Linked DNA regions of Homo sapiens: region 2 is linked to region 1. A link is a contact called in ENCODE Hi-C or POLR2A ChIA-PET data. All regions are on one chromosome and are shown on one strand. The core of a region is the stretch at or near the end of the contact, and the rest is flanking DNA. Distances in the headings are between cores, read along the strand shown. Region 1 has its middle 13 kb from the start of ATP2B2. Region 2 holds the start of ATP2B2-IT2 (ATP2B2 intronic transcript 2).

Region 1 (6,263 bases), core at 2,310-4,809:
AGGAGCTGGAGGGTGGACACTGCACTTTTCATCTTGGCAACCTGGCTCACAGTAGGTACACAGCATACATTTTTAAAAATAAAAATTTACATTCATTTTCCTTTCTGCCTTGTGCCCACCCACATAATCCCCCTTGTCTTTCAATCCCCAACCCCACTGTCCCACCTCTGTGAACTGTGAAAGAACACAGACTGTTACCTGACAAACGTGGGTTGAAGTCCAAACACTGCCCTGCCTGGCTGGATAGTCTTGGATAAGTTACCTCCCCTCGCTGACTCTCAGTCTCCTCTTCTGTAAATGGGCTAATATTGCCTCCCTAGCAGGGTTGCTGTAAGAGTTAGAGATGATGTATGTGGCTGGCGTGGCCTCTGACACAGAGTAGGCATTCTGAAAGTGGCAGCAGAAATGCTGTTGTTCCTTCCAAATGTAGCCCATGGCCACCTCTGGCTCTCCACTCACACTCAGACTAACTCCCTAAGGAGTTCACAATCAACTTGTCTCTACATCTCAGATATCACAATACAAGCACCTTGGGTGTATATATCTCTAAAGAGTGACATTTCACCTCCGTTCCCACAATCACTTTACACAGTTTCCACACTCTCGCTGCTTCTATATTGGTTGGACTTGGAGGGATTAACAATGTCCTTAAAACACCTTAAAAAGGAGCATCAACAGACAAATCATTCTGGATCAAGAACAAATGGCCCAGAGATTAAACACCTGTCCATAATCACCGACATTATCCACTGGCTATGGGTTTATTCATGCCCATGAAAGTTCCCAGACTGAAAGTTCATGAATGAAGGATTTTCTGGTCCTGGATACCATCTTATCCTCAAAGATAGCCTGCAAACTCTTCACTGTTACTTGACTGATTGTTTATGGGGGCTTCTCTGATGCCTCCAGATCAAGGCTAAATTCTTGAGTGGTAGGATTGGCTCTGCTTCCCTGTGAGGATTTGTGTGGGGGCAGGTGCAGGGCTTGGCAGGAAACCCACTAAGGTGGGTCACACAGGGGCTGGGGTGCCACAGAGGGACAATCTACTCCTTGGGATGTGTGCCCCGGAAGTCTGAAGCTGGCAAGGGTCTCAGGCAAAACCTTGTCCAATGTCTGGCTAATATCCATTTACCTTGCACGAAATGCAGACCCTGTTCTGGGAGCCCCCTCCTCAGAACTGCAAACAGAGTCTGCCCTGTTATTAGCTGGAAAAGTCTGGCTTTAACACCTGACACTGTGGGAGGATTGCCACAGCCACATGCAAGGGGCTTGGAGAGTTTATCTGCAGTGACATAGTCTAGTTGCCACTCTGAACCTGCAGTGATGTGTGGCCTGCCGAAGCCACGTATGCCATATAGTTTGTTCCAATACAAATCAAAATAGAAAGGCACTCTTTTTTATTTGGGTAGGCAAAGAAAAAAAAGAAAAAAAAAAAAAGAGGCCAGGTGTGGTGGCTCACGCCTGTAATCCTAGCACTTTGGGAGGCCCAGGCAGGCAGATCACTTGAGATTAGGAGTTCAAGACCAACCTGGCGAAACCCCAGCTAAAAATACAGAAATTAGCTGGGTGTGGTGGTGCCCGCCTGTAATCCCAGCTACTCGGGAGGCTGAGGCACAAGAATCACTTGAACCCAGGAGGTGGAGGTTGCAGTGAGCCGAGATTGTGCCCTGCACTCCAGCCTGGGTGACAGAATGAGACTCTGTCTCAAAACAAAAAAAAAGTAAAAGAATATTTTTATAATCTCTAAGTCCACCCTCTCTTCTTCTGCATTCATTTAGGATTTCTCTCCACCCGCCTCCCACAGTGAGGAGGTGAGGGGTTCTCCCAGCCTCCACTATTACCTCGCAAGGGCAGGAGTCTGATCTTAAAACCGGCACCCCCCTCCCCTGCTGCTTGCTCCAGCACTGGCTCCAACACCTGGGCCTCTCCCTCCAGGCCCCTGAGCTAATTACAGGCTTCCCTAAATCATTGTAAGGAAAAGCTAATTAAATCAGGGTTGGCCATTAATTTTCTGGCTAAGGACAGGCAGCCGACACCTCTCTTCAATTCCAGAATCCAGAAACCATGGCTTGGAGCTTCCTTTGAGGTTGGGAATAGAGTTTTATCTGTTAGGGCTGATTTTAGGAAGAGCAGCATGTCCCAGTGACCATGAGGGATCAGGGTGGGGACCTGAAAAACTGGGCTGCAGCCAAATGTATATGGTAAAGGGTATGAGGAGGTGAAGTCAGATGTCCCTGCACCCACCAATAGCAGTTGTATGATGTGAGAAAAACCCCTGCATTCGATCCCAGTCCTGCCACTTGCTAGGCAGGTATCCTGGTCCAGAAGTCTCCACATGCAAGGCAGGCAGCATCAGTGCTGGCACAGAGAGTGGAGTGAGTTCTGAGCCAATGTTTGTTGAATGAACAAGTGACTGCTGAGTGCCTGGCTCAGTGCCACACATACAGTAAACACCCAAACAATATTTGTTCTCTTGTCCCTCTTGGAATCTTCTTTTGGAACTATAACATTCATGGGACGAGGTGGCTTAAGTTCCTAAAACCTTTCTATCAAAACATTCATTGGAAGCTTTCCTCCTTTGAGATCAAGGGTGAGAGATGTCAGAGGTGGGGTAGGGGCAGGGGACACAGGAACTGAGTTCTCCACTCCTAGAACTCCAACGCCTCTCACGTACCATCAGATGCCAGCCTGCCCTGCCATGCTGCCATGCGTCAGCATACCTCTCTGTAAAGCTGGGCACCTTGACAGGAGTCCCAGCTGTGACTCTTCTCTCTTTCTTGCTCTGTTCCCTCATTAGCCAAGTCCTCAATAGCCCCTTGAAAGGCCCGGACATTGCACATTGCACCTTCATTATTCACTCCCGCCTCGGCCACTTTATTGCAGACGGTGAGTGATGTGCTTAGCTAATTCAGGGGACCCCAAAGGCAGGAAACAAACAGGGCAAATCCACAGTATGGCTGAGGACCACTCTGTGTGTCAAGTTCAGCACAGTGCCCGGAGTACAGATTCTGGAGTCTGGTTTGAATCCCAGCTAGGTGTTTGACCTTGGGCAAGCTGCCTAACTTTTCTGTTCCTCAGTTTCCTCCTCTACAAAATTGGCATGATGATACCAGTATGTCCCTTGTGGGGTTGTTGTAAGAATTAAATGAGTTCATAATGTGCCAAGTGTTTAGACAGGGCCTAGTGCACAGTTGGTGTTCCATGAACATTAGTTATTACTCATGATCTCAGAATGAATATCTCAGTTTATCTTCACCACAGCCCAGCCTGGCCGGAGAGTATGATGGCTCTTACTTTACAGATGAGGTCCAGGGAGGGGAAGCCACTTTCCCATGGCCACACAGAACAAAATCCCTGCCCCACACCTGTCCCCGACAGAGGGGAGACTGACAGCACCTGCCGGTGAAAGCGGGGCCCGGGGCAGGGCAGGGGTAGTGAAAGGAGCTTTCAAAGAAGGGCCAGGCCTCCCTCAGAGGCATGAGTGGAGTTGGGAGGTGGCTATAAATACGCGAGGCGAGGGGCTCTGTAACTAGGCCAGGAATGTGTGTTAGTCATTGAGGTCAGCACGGCCGCAGCGGCGCTTGGCTGGGAGAAAGCGGATCAGGAGTGGGCTCAGGTGAAGCCAGAGAGCTGAGGCCAAGGAGGGGTTTTGCTGGGGCAAGAGTGGCACTCTCAGCTTGGGGGCATGCTGGCACCCCCAGACCTTTGTCATGGGACAAGGGCAGATTCCCAGGAATGCCTCCCCTATCCCTTCTAACCTCCGAGAAATCCTTCTGTAGTCCAGATCGGATCAAGCCTCCAAGCTGCCTAAACCCACGGTCCTGGTTTCCAAAGGCAGACGCGAGTCCGCATTTTGGAGGGGGGCAAGCACATCCTCTCTAGTTTAATACCTGTGCACTTACTTTGATGTGTTAGGGGAAAAATACAACTGGCAAGGCAAATCCATGATATTGTGACTATGAATGCTTAAGATAACACTAAGTAGAGAGATACATATGTTTCTAAAAGGGAGGTGATTTCAGGACAGATGCAAAGTATATGCTAGAACTTGCAGACTGGCAAACATCATTACTGGAGTTTGAGGGTTTCTGGTCCACAGACTAAATGCAAATCTTTTTGCTGTGAGGTTTCAAGCCCTCCCCACCCCAACCCCACCCTACCTTCATTCTTGCTGTGCCTGCTACCTGGAATGCCTCACTGGCAAAGGTGAAATGTGCTCCTCCCTGCAACCTGCACAGGCTGCCCAATCCCCCGTCTGTCTACTGCCATTTCCCACACTGTGTGAGGTCATCCTATCTGCAGCCATCGCTCCCTCAACGACAGGGAAAGCAAGCTCTGTGTCTGTCTTCCTACCTGCTGTGCCCGGCACAGTGCCTAGAGCCAAGCACAGGCCCAGGACGTGACACCCAGTTCACATCCTGGAGCTGTCACTGCCTGGTGCGAGACTGTGCATGTGCAAGGCTCTGGGCTCAGTCACCTCCCCATGTATCAGATGGGGATGACAAGCTTCCTTCTCCAGTGGGGTTGCACGGATTCAGTGAGTTTACTCCACCTCAAGGCTTTCTTAGCCCGGTGCCTGGTATGTTCTGGACACTCCACAAGTAGTGGCTGAGTAGCAGTATCATCAATGCTATTGTCATTATTAAGGGCCAGTGGATATTCATTAAATGAGTCCATAGTGTTATAGGCTGAAGGGGAGAGAAAAAAGAATGGAGCATGTATGCATTTAGGCTGGAGAGAAAATTCTCAGTGGCTATTTTCCCAACCCCTCTCATTTTGAATATGGGGAAACCATGGCCCACACTGCATCCCTGGGACCAGGACCCAGAATATTTGTCCTTCAGTCTATGGTGCTCCACCACCACCTCCCTCCCCAGGCTGGGGGAAGGGGAAGGGGTGGCCGAGGCGAGATGCATCTGCCCAGTGTGACACTTGCAGGTTCCCCGCCCCCAGCCTTCCTCAGCTCCTCGGTGTAGACCCAGTCGACCTGGTTAGGAGTTCCAGGGCTGTGGCCTGCACCGAGCTGGCAGGAGAGTCCTCACTTCACCGAGGCAGTGAATCAAAAGGCTCATTCTTTGTAGACTCCTCAGATAGGTAGAAGCAGACTTGACCTTTGTCGTTTTGTTATTTTTAGCAGAGCAGGCAAGGAATGATAAAAACCTGTACAGGAGCTGGCTATAAATAGCATGCCTGTGGCTTTTTTTAAGAAACACACACACACACACACACACATCTGAAAATTGTAGATCTAAACAAGCATTGCCCTTCAAAGTAGAATAACAGCATTAGCATGACACTTTACAATCAGCAAGCCCATTTAAGCTGTCACTTCAGCTCACCGTACAATTCCACAGGGTGGACACTTCCATCATCTCCATTTTGCAGATGAGGAAACAAGGAATGAAGTCAGCCAGGAAGGCTGTGGGCACGGCACCTGGCACGTGGCGAGAGCCCTGTAAATATCACTTTCCTTATCACTGAATCTCCGAAAAGTTGAGTAACTTGTCCAGTGCCACGCCAGGAGAAGGAAGAGAAGCAGGACAGATGCCAGGGCCACCTTTCTCCAAGTCCATGAGTCCCCTGGCTGGGGCTGAAGGAAGAAGAGTTAGACCTGGAAAGGTCAGAGGAGTGGCAATGGATGTTATGGGGACAATGGGATGAGAACTGGAACGACAGGATGGTATCTGAGGTGCTGGCAGCTAAGAGGGAGTGGCTGTTTGGGAAGTGCCTTTGGGGTCAGCAACAAGAGAGGAAAAAGGAGGAGAAGAAGATAGAAGATCGCTGGCCAACAGTTTTTTAGGACAATGCCATGCCAGGGTCACCTCGTCCGGCACTGCCCTCCTTTGGGCAGAGTGGGAAATGTCAGTAGGCTCCATGGTGGGAGGGCTAAGAGCAGGTTATCAGCACTGGGATGAGAGCCGACAGAGGCCCAGGGGCTGGGGCCAGGGCAGCCTGCAGCAGGGAGGAACAGGTCAAAGGCAACTAAATCAGAAAGGGGTCCTGAAACTTGAAAGGTAATGAACTCCAGGTAACCATGTTGCGGGCCTGCCCAGGGTTCTGTGGTGTGCTGGTAAGTGTTTCACAACCAGCTCTCAGGGAGGTGGATGTCCTGCTTTCCAGTGCTTGCCAATTTCTGTGGTGTCAATGCTCCCACCTTGGCAGATTGTAAGCTGCCAATATGAGATCACTGACAACACAATCGGCTCTCACAAGTCAGTATAAGCAACTCCAGAACAAGACTGCTGCCACACCATGCCACACAA
Region 2 (6,263 bases), core at 1,045-3,544, 110 kb before region 1:
GTGCTGTTTTGTGTTCCTCAGCCCAGAAGGCCCGGCTGTGCCCTACGGAGAAAACCGTGTGTTAGGCAGCTTCATCCAGGCGTGAGTTATGGTGCCGTTGGCCGGGAGCCCAACGTTAATGAGCCAACGATAGATATTAAATAAGGTATCTTTAAACAAACAAAAACAAACAAACAATACTTAAAACAAGGTTATATACTGATCAGTTGGTGAAAATGTTGTGACCAGAAGTTCCCAGGAACCTGACCCTGTATTTCCTAGGAGCAAAGGTTCAGTACTTGACAATTCAGCACCCACAGTGACTTTATAGAGCAGAACTACCAGAAATAACCAGCATCAACTGTATAACCACAGTCCCTACCGTGGTGACTGCCTTTCTGCTTCCAAAGGGATGCAGGAAAGAGGTTGGTTTTGGGGTCTCCCACCGTGGCAGTTGCTATGAGGAGCAACTATGGTAAAGGCTGTGAAAGGAGATTGTAAACAGTGAAGTCCATGGGTCGGAATTGTGAATGCCATCACTTTCACTATTGCATGGACGCCCTACTACATGTCCTGCGTTGAGGCCTGCCTCCGGGTGTAGGGCTGTTGTTGAGCTTTAGGGCATTAGGAGAGAGCTGCGAAAGGAGGCAGAGGATGTCCTAGAGGACTCCACAGGCATCTCTTCCCTGCACGTTAATCATTCGCCAGAGCTTGGAGGAGGGCTGCTCCTGGCTGCTGTTCACTCTGTGTCCACCACCCAGTCTGGCCACCATTGCCTCTTGCCTGGATGGTGGCATGGCCACCTCACTGCTCTCAGCCTCCCTCTGGGAGTCCTGCATCCACTCTCTACCCACAGCGGCCAGACTTCTCACCCTTCCACTGTACATCTGTTAATGACTCCCCATTTTTCTCAGGAGAAAGTCCAAAGCCCTGGCCATGGGCCCTGAGGCCCTGGGTTGTCGGGCCTCTGCCATGTCTCTAGCTTCCTGTGAGGCCATGCAGGTCCCCGCCCCCTGCTCCAGCCACACTGGCTTCCCTGCTGGTCCCGGAATGTGCCACGCCCATCCCGCAATAGGCCTTTGCATTGCCCAGCCTCTCCCTTGCCCCCAACACCTGTACCTGCTCCCCACCTGCATAGCTTCAGGTCTCAGCTTGAGTCGCCTCCCTGATGACCCTGGCCCAGGATCATCACACAAAGTGGGCCCCATGATGTAGCCCCTCCTCCACCCCACCTTTTTTACAGAACCTATCTCAGGTGACATTTCCTACTTATATAAGTGACCATTTGATAAACGGCCATCAGACTGTGAAGGCCACGAGGTCAGACACTGGGTCTACCTTAGCTCACCACCACATTCCCAGAGCAGGGGAGAGGGCCTGGCACATGGTAGGTGCTCAATAAACATTTAGTAAGTGGAGAAATTCGTAATGAAGAAGATCCAGGCTCTTCCCTTGCGGTTCACCGACTGGAAGGACAGTAAGCTAGCATCTATTACACCCGACCTTGCACAAGGATCCAGCGAGGGGGAGAGGTCATTTTTCTCACATTTTGGAGGATGATGAGGCTCAGAGAGGCTGGGAGAACTGGCCCAGGGTCACATAGCTAAGAAGTGGCAGGAGCAGGATCTGAACCCAGGACTGGCTAACCCAGGAGCCTCTCCCTCCTGCCCCTGCCCTGTCCTCCCATCTTTGTTTGTCCAGGCCTCCATATTACAGTTTTATATATGAAGGGAGGCATCCCTTAGGGTACTGAGGCCTTGACCTCATGTCACCAGTCTTTCCAATATTCTCTCCTTTCCATAAGCTGGTCCCAAAGGCAGAGCGAGATGGAGCCCATGCTGATGCTGCCCCCGGGGACCACTTGCTTGTCTGGCTGGCTCTGGCACATCTCCTTGCAGGAAAGCACCCGCCTCTTAGAGAAGCCCAGTCAATCTGACAGATTCAGAACCTGCCATCCACACTGTGGGGCATGGGGAAGCTTTGGCATCTGGCAGGCCTTAAAGGAGCCACAGGATGCTGGGAGGGTGAGAATTAGTTGACTCACCCACTCTTGTTTTACACATGGGGAAATGGAGGCCCAGAGAAGGGAGACAACTCATCCGAGTCTGGGGAGTGAGTTTCAAAAGCAAAATGAGAAGCCCAGGCCCTGGACTCCTGGGCAGTGTCATTTATGTTTGCCTCAGTGTCTCATTGGTAAATGAAAAGTGTGTGTGTGTGTGTGTGTGTGTGTGTGTGTGTGTGTGTGTGTGTGTGTGTCTCACTACCAGTCTATCAAGGTAACTGAAATATCACCATTAATTCTTTTTCTCATAGAGAACTTTCTGCTAGCTCTCTAAAGGAATGAAAATAACCTTGGGTAGGTAATGGGACAGGGAGAATCCTAAGTCATCAGCCAAATTATTTATTCATTGACATCTCCATTCATCCATTTATTCACTCATCCTTTTCTCCATCTATTCATTTATCAGCCTCTCTAACTACCAATTCATCCACCAGTCCATCCATCCATCCACCCATCCATCCATCCATCCATCCATCCATCCATCCATCCATCCATCCCCTTCTCTCTCCATCTGTATCTCCATATATCCACTTTTCTTTCTAGCCATCCATTCATCCATCTATCCTTTCACCAGGTTCTCACTAAGCATCAATTCTGTGACTGGCTCTGTGGGGTAGAGATGAAAAGGCTCACTCAGTTCCAGCCCCTGCAGATCCCCCAGGACCCTGGCAGCAGCAGATCTATGAGCCCACATTTCCCCCTGCTTGTGAGGATCACACCAAGAGAGACATTCACATCCTGGCCTCACAAAGAAGAGATGGCAAAGTGGAAAAAGGCCGGAGTCCCCAACCCTGAGCCCTTTACCCTGTCTCAGTCTTTTATAACGAGGTGTGTGTGCTTGGGCAATGCCTCTCTCTTCTGGGACTCAGTGTACCCATCTCTGCTGTGGGGAGGTTGGACTAGATGAGAGTTTCCCAAACTCCAGTTGTTTCTTTCCCTCCCTCCACACCTGGAGATCAGAACACCTGTACTAAAAAGTACTGAAAATCTTTATTCAAATGAGCTCACTTTTTTTCAACCAAAATAAACTTATTTTAGAGTGAAACTTTATTGCTACCATAAATGGGAAAAAAATGGTAACAGCTGTCATAAATAGAAAGTAACAATTTTAAAAAACTTTAGAAAAAGAAGGCAGACTGCTGATGCTATTAAATCCTGGGTGGATACTGCATCCTACCAGTGGAGGTCTGCTCTCCTTGTTTAAGAGAGAATTTAGCAAGCGTCAGGGAGGTGTTAAACATACAATACGCGCACTAAACTCAGACTTTCTCCTTGGAGAGGTGTCCCAGAGTGTGCCTCCCATCCTTGGGTGGCAATGGGAGGGGGTCCCTGCTGAAGGGTCCCTGAGTGTGGGGGCACCACTCCCACCACAGAGGGGTAGCCCTGGCTGCATCCTGGCCACTCTCCTCCAAGCCTTCTGAATACACTCTGGGCCCGGCCCCTCTTGAAAACTCAACACCTCCCCCTCCTCCACAAACCGCCCAAGAAGCCAAGGGTCAGGAAGCCATGATCCGGATTCTGTAACTCAAACCGGGGAGTATCTGCGTCAAATCCTGGCGGAGTAGGAAACCAATATGGGAATCTGAAGCCATCCCATTCAGTAGTTCAGCGGGAGCCAGGGGCAGCCCATCACTCAGAGAAGGCCCTGACCCGTTCTTATCTCCCCTGCAGCTGCAAGACTCCTCCCCCTGGCTCCACCACCCCTCACCTTCTCACTCTTGACCCAGGCCCCCGAAGCCCATGACAGCATAGGGTCCCAAGGTATGGCATTTTTGAATGTCCCTGGGGCACTATCAAGTATAATCAGGAAAAAGAAAATGTGTCTCTTAGCTAGGCCAATGCCTTAAGTACCCACAGACCGTTCATTCCCCTGCAAGGCAGGTGGCCTCGTGCAGCCAGAGACCTTGTGTAGCCAGAATACCACGTCCTCACCTCTGAGTTTCTGGGGCCTGCTGAACCTCCTGCAGCAACACTGACATCAATGGTATTATTTACTCGAAAAATTGTTCCATTTTGGATTCAGATTTCAGAAGGACATTTGAAATACCAAAGCTGCCGCCAGCTCTGTTAAGGACACAGAAAGGCCCGCTTTCCCATCTGGCCTTGGCTCCAGCCTGGTGCCATGGTGGGGGTCGGGTATCTTTGCACCACCAAGCCCCCACCCCCACATCTGAACAGCCAAGCCAGAAAAGTCCAGAAAAAGGAAAACATTTAAAAAACACAACATTGGGCTTTGCCTTAGAAAGTGCTTTTCCTCAGAAAGTGCTTTTCCTCTTTAGTTAATAGTTACAACCTCTTATATGGGTCTTACAACTCATTCATTCATGCATTCATTCATGCATTCGTACTCATTCATTCATGCATTCATTCATTCCACCAGGGCTGATGTTTGACTGACAAGCAGGGTCAGGAAAGCCCTGTTGGTTATTTATAGCTAGTGTCCCCCTTGGCACATGACAAAGCCGTGCTGCTTGCTAAATACTTAAAACCTCACCCCTGTGTTCAAAAACATTGATTGAGCACACAGTGACATTTCAGGCGCTGAGATTGTCAACCCCTGGGACACACCAGTGTCCAGGCACAATCCCTCCTTCAAGAGCGTATGGCCACCACAGGCAGAGACACACCCACCAATGCAACACAGGGATTCTTGTGATGGAGACCCAGACATAGCACCTGTCCTGAGAGCTGGAAGAGGCAGAGGGGCCTCATATCTCGGCCAGAAATAAAGGAAAGACATTTTGGAAAAGTTACTGAGGGGGTGAAATTCCACACGTTAGACTTACTAAATCTCTGAATGACAGAGCAGGAAGGTACCTGAGAGATCTTTGAGGCCACCATTCCCCAAAGTATATTCTAAGGAATGCTAGTTTATTCCAAAAAAAGTTTTCAAGGTCAAGTTAATATGGGAAATACTGGGTCAAACCAAACTAAGCTGGTTTCTATGATGCAGGACTTATCAGAGCCTTAGTCATTGCCTTGTGAAATCTACAAGGGGGATGGGAGCTACAGGAAGCTTCTTGAAAGACTAGTGCTCCCCAGAGATCACTCTGAGTGACCCTAAGCTAGTCCAACCCTTTTTCCACAGACAAGGAAACTCGGGCCCCAAGAGCAGCTGGCATTTGCCTAACATCTCACAGGGAGTAGAGGGTGGAGTTGGAATTAGAACCCAAGGCTTCTCCCTTGGAAGCAGGCTGTTTAGGGCATGTTGTTTGGGCCTTGGGTGCTACTGGCACATGAGAAGAATGAGGTTCACGTGGGCTGAAGCAATCCTGGGAGGCTTCCTGGAGGAGGCAGAACTTGTGGAAATCCTGGGGCTCCTGGAGCCAATGACTCATGACTTTATTGACTGAACAGTGGTATCACAGAGAACCAGGTACATACTGGAACCTCATTGTCACCCAGTTTTCCTAGAGAGACCTTCAGGATGCAGGCAGGCCTTCCGCCCAAGGAGATTAGTCCCTGAACTTTCGAAGGATAAAAGTGCTTGGAGGTGTATTTTCATCTTCAATGAAGCCTCCCTGATTGCCACCCCAAGTTAAAATGATCCCTTACCTCCACCCCTGATTTCTTCCCTTCCATTCTTCCTTTCAAGTTTTGTTTTTGGGCTGTGTGAGATCCTCACTAGTTTATAAACCATTTGAAAGTAGAATGGGTGGTTTATTCTTCCTTGTTTGGTTGTTGATCAAGAACTCAGTCACCAATTAGGCACGGTGGCTCAGGCCTATATTCCCAGCACTTCAGGAGGCCAAGGTGGGAGTATTGCTTGAGCCAGGAGTTTGAGACCAGCATAGCAAGATCCCATTTCCACAAAAAACATTTTTAAAAAATTAGCTGGGTGTGGTGGTATGTGCCTGTACTCCCAGCTACTCAGGAGGCTGAGGCAGGAGGATCACTTGAGGCCAGGAATTTGAGGTTACAGTGAGCTATGGTTGCACCACTGCACTCCAGCCAGGGCAACAGAGAGAGCCCCTTCCTCAGGGAAAAAAAAAAAAAAAAAAAAAAGAGCTGACCAAGGCCAGGCAGAGTGCTCAGTGTTTTCCATACATCCTTTCCTTTTACCTTCACCACAGCCCTCTGCAGGGGTTGTTTCTACCCCCATTTTATGGAAGATAAAACTGAACCTCAGGAGGCTGAAGTGACTTGCTCAAGAACATGGGCCAGGAAGCTATGGAGCCGAGATTCAAGCCCAGGCAATGGTTTCCCTTTGCTGACCGACCTG

Evidence for each region. A loop is a pair of places that touch in the nucleus more often than their neighbours do. ChIA-PET counts read pairs that join two places held with the same protein, here RNA polymerase II (POLR2A).
Region 2: a loop to region 1 is called in a map of GM11168, with 2.2 times the contacts of the local background. The contact joins the promoter of ATP2B2-IT2 here to the enhancer-like site in region 1. A Hi-C loop is called at or near these places in 1 of 168 maps with a recorded cell type or tissue (GM11168). POLR2A ChIA-PET finds 5 or more read pairs at or near these places in 2 of 52 experiments (B cell and OCI-LY7).

What each region holds. Positions count from the first base shown.
Region 1 is chr3:10,515,932-10,522,194 of GRCh38, reverse strand. It overlaps a transcript of ATP2B2 not described here. Among named protein-coding and RNA genes, the nearest start is that of ATP2B2, 13 kb to the right of the region's middle. Within about 2 kb of position 3,559, at least 3 of the 41 ENCODE cell types and tissues checked have a DNase peak (open chromatin) inside an H3K27ac peak, as active enhancers do.
Region 2 is chr3:10,622,838-10,629,100 of GRCh38, reverse strand. ATP2B2-IT2 (ATP2B2 intronic transcript 2) reads left to right here and starts at 2,294. Exons shown (of 2, transcript NR_046766.1): 1 at 2,294-2,335; 2 at 2,616-3,086. It also overlaps a transcript of ATP2B2 not described here.